Linked DNA regions of Homo sapiens: region 1 is linked to region 2. A link is a contact called in ENCODE POLR2A ChIA-PET data. All regions are on one chromosome and are shown on one strand. The core of a region is the stretch at or near the end of the contact, and the rest is flanking DNA. Distances in the headings are between cores, read along the strand shown. Region 1 holds the start of KDM5B (lysine demethylase 5B). Region 2 overlaps LGR6 (leucine rich repeat containing G protein-coupled receptor 6).

Evidence for each region. ChIA-PET counts read pairs that join two places held with the same protein, here RNA polymerase II (POLR2A).
Region 1: POLR2A ChIA-PET joins it to region 2 with 12 read pairs in A673. The contact joins the promoter of KDM5B here to the enhancer-like site in region 2. POLR2A ChIA-PET finds 5 or more read pairs at or near these places in 2 of 52 experiments (A673 and MCF 10A).

The regions. Positions count from the first base shown.
Region 1 is chr1:202,807,171-202,810,749 of GRCh38, forward strand. It overlaps KDM5B (lysine demethylase 5B), which reads right to left and starts at 1,251. Exons shown (of 27, transcript NM_006618.5): 1 at 932-1,251. The coding sequence starts at 1,135. LOC124904583 reads right to left here. Exons shown (of 3, transcript XM_047439549.1): 3 at 3,068-3,579. RefSeq lists silencers at 136-205, 306-425, 826-1,025, 1,056-1,265.
Region 2 is chr1:202,278,176-202,283,059 of GRCh38, forward strand. LGR6 (leucine rich repeat containing G protein-coupled receptor 6) reads left to right here. Exons shown (of 18, transcript NM_001017403.2): 6 at 2,606-2,677. Among named protein-coding and RNA genes, the nearest start is that of UBE2T, 61 kb to the right of the region's middle. Within about 2 kb of position 3,341, at least 5 of the 41 ENCODE cell types and tissues checked have a DNase peak (open chromatin) inside an H3K27ac peak, as active enhancers do.

The sequences.
Region 1 (3,579 bases), core at 1-2,500, 530 kb after region 2:
GAAATCTTCGGAGGTCTCTCCGTCTGACGTTCCCCTACAAACACGGCCTCGCCCGGACCCCATCCCCACCAGCACAGCCCAGGCCTCCCCGGGGAGCCGAGCGGCTGAGCCAGAAGAAGCCGGGAGTGTGCGCGTTCGGGAGCGCGGGCGGGCATCGGGGCCCACCGCCGCCCGTCCTGCCCCCGCCGCCCCAAAAGTGTCCCCCAGACACTAACGCCCCCCACAAACATCCGCTCCGGGGCTGGACCCGCGGCTCCTCCCCGCCCCCAGCCAGCGCTGGCCGCCCCCTTCTTGACCCCGGCCCGGGGGACACCTGGAGGCCCGGGGACCAGGCGGTGGAGGGGTGCCCTGGTCTGGAGGGTGGGGCGCCCAGGTGAGGGCCGCTCCGGGCCGACGCCGCCACCACACAAAGGACCAGGGGCTCCCGCCGCCATATTGAAAACTTTCCTCCTCGCACGACAACTCGCAAGTCCCCCACCCCCACCCCACCCCATCACACACCCCCGCACCCCGGGAGCGGAGGCGAGGACCAGCCTGCCGAGCCTCGCCGGGCCCACAGTCCTCCCTCCAGCCCGCGCCTCCGCCAGGCTCCGTGAGGAAACTCCCCCGCGACCACCCCCGGCTCCTGCCATCACTCCATCCGGAACCGAACCCGAACCTCCGCACCCGGCCGCCCGAGCCCCGCGGCGACCCGGCCCTCCCATGGCACCGCCGAAGCCCCCGGTTCTCCCACGCTCCTCATCTCCCACCCTGGAGAAGCCCCCGTCTTCCTCCCCCGGCCTCAACTCCGACCTTCTAGGCAGCCCCAAACTTGACGAGGCCGGCGGGGCGACCGGCTCCCCGCCCCCCGCGCCTCGGGCCTCCCCGGACCCGCGCGTCCCCGCTCCCTCCCCCAGCCACGAGCTGGATCCGGGGTGCTGGCGTGACTCACCGGCGGCGGCCGCACCTTACAGATGCCAGTCTGCTCGGCTATGGGCCGGATCTTGTGGATGAAAGCGAAGGGGTCCGCGAACTCTTCCCAGCTGGGTTCGAAGACCGGGCACTCGGGTGGAGGCAGGAACTCGCCCAGCGGGCCCGGGCCCCCGAGGGGCAGCGCCGGGCGCGGGCCTGGGTGCAGTGTGGTGGCCGCCTCCATCACCGCAGGCTGGGCAAGGGCGAGGCGAAGGTGGGCTCCGGGACCGAGGCTGCGAGCTCCGCTCGGTCCGAGACCCGTGCAGACGCGGCTCGAGCAACAGCAAGTCCGAGTTGTACGGGCAACGGCAGCACCTTGGGCTTTTTCAGCCTCCGACGACGACGTCTCGCCGCAAGCCCACGCCGTGCGCCTCCGCCGCCACGGCGAGGAAAAAGAGTCCCACCCCACCCCCATCGACCCACCCTCCGCGCGCGGCTCCCCGCCCCGCCCCCGAATCGGGCGGGGCCGCGCCTTCCGCTGTGGATGGAGTTTATCCTTAGGGTTTCAGTTGAGCCAACTTTTATTGACCATTTACTATGTATCAGAGTTCCTGCCCTGAAGAAGTTAAGTCTGGTAGAAAGGATCAGTCCCATAAGCCAATCATTCAATCACGTCAGTACACAATGGTAGGTGCAGTAAAACCCAGGAGGGGGTTTTGGAAAGAGTATTGGAAACGGAGAAGGATTTTCCAGTAGAGATAACAGCTTGAACATACACATAGCATGTTCATGAGAAGGCAATAGTAGTAATAATAATAATAACGTAACATTTTGGGGCACTTTCATATCCTAGGCACTGTTCTAATTGCATCGCATGATTAATCACACAACCCTATGAGATAGGTACTCTTATTTCCACTTTACAATAAGGAAAGTGAGGCATAGGTAGGTTAAGCAATTTGCCATAATTCACATGGCTAATAAGTGATGGAGACTATTGGGAGGTGGAGATGTTGCAGGGAAAATAATCATCCACAAACAGTCTATGACGAGGTCAGACTTGAGAGGGGCGAAAGACTTGAAATAATCCAGACAAGGAATGATAGGATCTAAATTAAGGCAGTGGTGCTGATAATTATGAGGAAGGGATGCAAAGGTAGGAAATAAAATTAGGACATAGTGACAGATTGAGGGGGGACGACGAGGTATTAAGATTCAGATGTCTGGCGTACCTGCCTGAGTAGATGCTAGCCCGTTGGCATTGCTGGAACATTCACCCCAATTATATACAGAAGGCGAGTTACTCAAGGGAAGAAGATACTGTGTTCATTTCTGGACATTTTGAATTTGAGGTGTCTCTGGTACATACAGGTAGAAATACACAACGGGGTATCCTTCAACAGACTGAAGGGTATAAATCTGAAGGGGCGAGATCAGAATTGGAGATATAAATCTGGGAGTTATGTGCTTATGGGTGATAGCCGCTATTTAATGCTACTGTGTGTAAAGCACTGCTCTAAACGCTCTGCATGTATTAGCTCACTGAGTCTTCACAACCACCATATTGAGTAGGTACGATATTATCCTCATTTTGCAGAGCAGGCAACGGAGGCAAAGAGGTTAACGAACTTTAAGAGATACGAACACTTTTGAGGCGCCTTTTTTCTTTTGGCGGGAGACGGGGGACGGGGGTGGGGGGGTAGTGTCCAGCAGCCTCAGAAAAAAGGAGGAAGCTCAAAAAGTAGAACGTCAACATTGAAATGACCTCTTTCATCCAGAAAGCTGCCAAACGTATGCAAGGAATGTTTGTCAAGATCTTAGTTCGCTTTCAGATTCACCTAGTGGAAGGAAATCTCTTATGCTTAAGAAGTCTTCAATTAAAAGGGGGGATGGGCGTGGGGGGAGAAGAAAACCGCCTTCCCTTCAACAAATTTTTCCCAGAGGTACCGGGCCCAGGAAAGAGTTCACAGTGGTCCTGGGAGAACGTATTCCTTTTCTTAGCTCTCCAGGGCTTTGGGACCTGGAGTCTTTTCCTGCTCCCTACTGCAATGGAGAGTCAAGCCCAGGGGACAGCTAATACACTATTAAAAGAATTATCAGTGCAAGATAGATATGCGATGTGGCAAGTTATAATAGAATCTAGGTAGTGGGTATAGAGGAATTTGATGCAAATTTCTTTTAACTTTACTGAATATTTAATAATACTAAATAAAAGTTGGGTAGAAGAATTATCGTCGATGGCTCTTTGGTGCGCATTCTGGGCCTCCGAGGGTCTTGATGAAGCTCATGTAGTGTCATGTGCTCTCTCGGGAGAGCGTTGACTATTTTCACTCCTAACGTTGGCATCCTACGAGCCAGGTAGGCATAACTTTGAGACAAATTCTAGACTTACATGAGTTATGATTATTATTTAACTGAGATGGACAGGAAGAACAAGCCTAAGAAAATCTTTCCCAATTCTCAGCTGCGTCCTACGATTCCCTCTCGCTCCCAACTCTCAAGGTCTCCCAGTCCGGCTTCCTCCATTTCCGGTAGTGACCCTAAGTGATGAGATTCTATCGCTCCCAGATCAGGCCGCAGCTGTTTGGCTCCCAGCAGACCCGGTGTGACGTTAAGGGACGGGGCGGTTGCCGGCGTCTTGAGGGGAACCTAGGGACCGAGAGGACTCTCCGGGAAGGCAGCCGCTCC
Region 2 (4,884 bases), core at 2,091-4,590:
ACTGGAGACAGGAAGGTCAGTTCAGAGGTTCTTGGTATCAAAGTCCAGTAGTTTAAGGAGGTGGCAGAAGGGATGGAAGGGAAGGCATGACTGTGAGGGCTGTTTTGAAGGAAGAATTGACCTGATTGAGAGATTTTCAGAGGGTAGAAGACCAAGAAGAAGGGGAGTCATGGGTGACTCCAAGGTTTGGGTGGGAGCCAAGGAATTGGCCTATAAGTCAGGCCTGTTATAGATCTAGGAGAGATTGAGGGGAAGGCCCACTGAGGACAAGGAGGGACAAGGGACTAAGGAAAGAAAACCTACTGGTGCGGGAGCAAAGCTGATAGAGAAAAACTGGTCCCTTTGCATGGGGAGAGGTTAGAAACATTACCCCTTCATCCCTCACCTGCCTCCAACTCATGGGATGGAGGAGAGAGGCTTCTAGCAGGAGGTGACCTGTGAAGTGGACAGGAGGCTGGGGAATGCTGTCCAGGGACTACAGGATGAGCTGTAGGAAGGCCCAAGAGGAAGGTAAGGAAGACTGGATATGATGGGAAGCAAAAAAGATATTTGGTTAAAATCAAGGGTTGTACAGGGGCCTGGCTGGAGGTGTGAGCAGGCAAGCAGGGTGGAGGAGAAGGGGCTTCTCTTCAACCCCAACCCTGAGCTTTCATCATCGGGCTGCTCTGCCACATGTGGAATCTCCCTCACCACTGCTCTGGCACCAACAGGACCCTTAGGTAGCACGTAGCTGGACAGCAGTGGTGTCATGTGTGTAATCTTGTCTCTTTATCTGGACTATATACCTCAACACCTCTCCCAGACTGGACCATTTGGGGTGCCCAAGACACCAGGGTTGAATGAGTGGTTTAGGGGAGGGAATTGGAGGCCTGGAGCTGGATGTTTAGCTGAGATGGCCTGGACCTGAGATACTGGGGGAGGCAGAAGGGGGTGGAAAATGGAGACAGGAGTTCAACAGCAGGTAAGAGGAATGATAGAGTTTGATGACAATTGGTTTATAGGTGTGAAGGAAATGGGAAAAATTAAAACTCCTCAGTAAGGGGAGATCACTCCCAGAAGGCAGTGTTTTCCCCTTTGGATCAGAAGCTCCCTGGGGACAGGAGTCTGTCTCCTGAAACGGAACTTCATGGAGCAGGTGGGTAAGGATGGGGAAGACAGACAGAAGCTTTAAATCCCCAGGCTCGCAGGAGTCCCGTCCTTACCCATCTATGTTGGGTGAGGCCTGCCCATTGCCTTTATATTTGAACAACATCTTGGAGGCCAGCCTGATTTTCTTCCCCTTGTCAGTGATTTCCTTCTTCTGCCTGAAGATGTTTTTAAATTCTTGAATTTAATAGTTTAACTAGGATATGTCACAGTATGGAATAGTCAGCATCTAATTATCCTGGAACAATGTATGCTTTTGAGCTGCAGCTTCCATTCTTTCATCATCTTAGAGATTTCTTTTGTGTTATGTCTTTGAATACATCTTCAGTCTCATTTTTGGATTCTCTGCTCCAGAAACATCAATTATGTTTGTGTTAAATCACCTTTATGTCTTCAGCATTTAGTTTTTGTTTTAACATTTTTGTCTCATTCAACCATAGTCACCATGATTATCTCAGGTTTTCTCTCCGACACCAATTCAATTTTTAGCAGTGTCTGCACTGTCCCTTGTTTTAAATTTATTGACTCATTTTTTCAAGTGATGTAGTGTTGGTCCTCAACTTATTTCCTTAATCTACTGTGTCATTTTTCCTTTCACTTAAGAACATTCATCTTTGAAATGTTGTTTTATTGGATTGTTTTGTAGCAGAAGGCTACTGTGATAAATTTCCTTGTGTTCCTGGTTCATTAGTCATCTTTTCTTCTAGGCTTAAAACTTTGCCTGTCTTTTGCATCCTCTTTCTTCTGGCTTTCTGTTTCCCTGTTGTATGTTTTCATAATTTCCATGTAATGTTGTTTTTTTCCGGCTTATGCTTGGATAGCTCTGTCCAGTTGTTCAAGCTGCATCACTTCGGGTCCCCCTTTGCCTGGAATGCCCTTCCTTCTGCTTGTTCAGTTCACCTGTCCTTCAAGGCCCTGCTCTGGATCACCACCTCTATAAAGCCTGCCTCGATTCCTCTGGCCTCACCAATCTGCCTGTTCTCTGAGTGTGTCTGTAGCTCTCTCCAGTTGTAACAGAAAGCTTCGCCTTTAATTATATGTTGACTGCAGTGGTTTGCTGTTGGCTCCCATAAGTACGTCTGGCCACTGAGTCAGGCAGACTGGGTCCTGGGGAGCCCAGCCATAGAAGAAGCCTCAGACTTGAGCCCCTCTGACATCAGACCTGTCTTCTAGAGCTTAGGGGGAACTTGCTTTAGCCTTGGCCTGAGGCTCTCCTCTCCCTTTTTCCTTTAATAGGAAATCAATATGGGGTAGCCTGTGGTCAATCCAGCCTTGGAGATTGTGGCTTCAGAAGTCAGTCTTGGCCAGTCAGTTTGTTCCTGGAAACAAACGGATGGACCATTAGGGTCATTCTGTCCATGCTTCTGCCTACACTTTCCCCATGCCACCATGTGCTCTTCCATCCCCTGGCCCCAGTGCCGTGGGCACCCATTCTGATGCGTCTTTCCTTCCCGTGCAGGCATTTGCATAACAACCGCATCCAGCATCTGGGGACCCACAGCTTCGAGGGGCTGCACAATCTGGAGACACTGTGAGTTTTGAGGTCTTGGTCAAACTCTGTCCTGCCTGGTGATGAAAGCCTGGAGTCTTGGAGTGGAGGGAGCACACAGAGGGAAGAGCCAGCAGTCCTGGGATGCTGGGGTCTGGCCCCGGGCTTGTTTACCCACATGCCCCTCCCTGGCACTTTCTCTGGAATATCACTGAGAATGAATTTCTTCCTCCTTCAGGTGGTCAGAATGTGCCCTCTGGGAGTTCAGAATGGCCCAGGGAGTAGGAACCTGGGATCTCCCTGTGGGCAGAGACCACCAAAATAATGAAAATTCTGGACAGAAATGGGAACTGCAAGAAGCTCAAGGAATTAAAATATGAAGCCCGGGGAATAGAAGGCATGGGGGTGGGGCTGGGGCTGACTTGATGGCAGTTTTGACATCTGTGTAAGGGTGGCTGCTGACAGAAGGAAGAGTAATACTGCAGAGTAATGCTGGGACTGTTTGCCAATTGATCGAACTAGCTAAATGATTAATGGGGAGATGGCCCATTGAGCACTCTAGCCTTACTATAAGAAGCACCCAAGCTGTTGACTCTCAAAAAGCCATATTATTCACACATCATCATCCTGGAATTCAGTTAAGGTCAGAATACACCCAAACCCTCCCATCATTTCCTGTGGAGTCCTGCCAGTCCCCACACAGTGGGCTGAGTGGGCCCCACTTGAGCAAACAACTGGCTGGGCTCTCCAAGTGTGGCCGTTTCTGCCAGCTGGGGTCCCTCAGCATCCATGAGGGAGCTGGCTGCCATGGCCACCTGGTACAGGCCTCGGAGAGGGTCGATGGGGAGAGAAGGACCCCCAGGTCACCAAGTATGAGCCACTGAGGTTGGGGTAGAGCTCATGGTGTCAGGGGGATGCTCACAGTTTCTCTTACCCCCCACTTGCTCCACCTTGCCCTCCATAACCAACCCCCCTTATTCTCCACCCCCTCCCACATATACCCCAGGACATCAATCCTGAGGTGAGGGGTTTTCAAGAATCCGAAGCAGCAGAGGAGAAAATGCTGAGTCAAGCTGTGATCTGGGAAGCAATGTACTGGGGAAAACCATTTGGGAAAACTTATCCCAGGAGGCCTGGGCTAATGGCATTTGTGGTGGTGCAGGGAAAAGTAATAGGGAGGCTGAGACCCAAGCTCCACTCTTTTTTCCTGTGGGCACAAGACCCAGAAGTGTGGCTGCTTTCTTGGGCTTAGCCTGAAGCGGGAGAAATGGCAGAGCCAGCCCAGCTTTGCCGGCATGCTCACCCTCCGGAAGACTGAGGACTGAGGTGTGGGGGACATGCCCCAGCCTGGAGGCAGGAAAATTGGAACCTCTTCCTGCCACTGTGCGTGACTTGGGCTACATGTTCCTCCCTCTCTAGCTGTCATAGACAGCTGGGCAGTTAACTCTGGACAGTCTAGCCCACTCAATCAACATCTGAGAAAATTGATGTCCGGGGAGGTGTCATGGCCTGCCCAGAGTTACTCCCTCAGTTAGAGACAGAGCAGATCTAGGGTGCATTAATGAGAAAACATACATGAAAGTCCCTGGGGGAGAGCCTGCTGTCCTCTTTTGTCTGGGTCAAATGTGAACTGTGTGAGCCTGCTATGTGCCAGCTGTTTGGGGGAATCCTAGATGTAAGAGATGGTGCTCATTACCCTGCAAAAGCCTGTGTGCCCACAGCCACCTTCCCTCAGGAGATATAAGAGCTTTTAGGGCAGTGTTTGGAGTTGCCATGGATGAGCAGGGCAGGAGGGAGTCCAATGCCATGAACCCTGGAGTGTGGGCGCTGTTAGCTTTGCTGGGAAATCAGGTGGGGAGGGGGTACATACACTGACTATGTGTTGGCGCCTCTAAAAAACCAACTAGCAGCTGTTTCTTCACTTTTGGGGCACACTGCCTAATTCTTTCTCAATTAGCCACTGGATTGCCGCGCAGGGCATTTGGCTCAGCTGATGCTGGCTGAATTACAGAGCAATCCTGCCGCTAAGCGCCCACTGTACCTTTCATCTACAGGAGCACTTGATTCCATCACACAAAGCCCAGGGCCTGCACCCACTTTACCAATGGGAAAGCCAAGGCTAGGAGCCTGGTGGCAAAGCCCTTGGCATCAGACAGCCTGGGGTACAGTGCCACTTCTACCAGCTGTGTGACCTTGGTAAAATCATTTGCCTCTGTGAGTCTCCGTTTTCTAATCTGAAACATAATGCC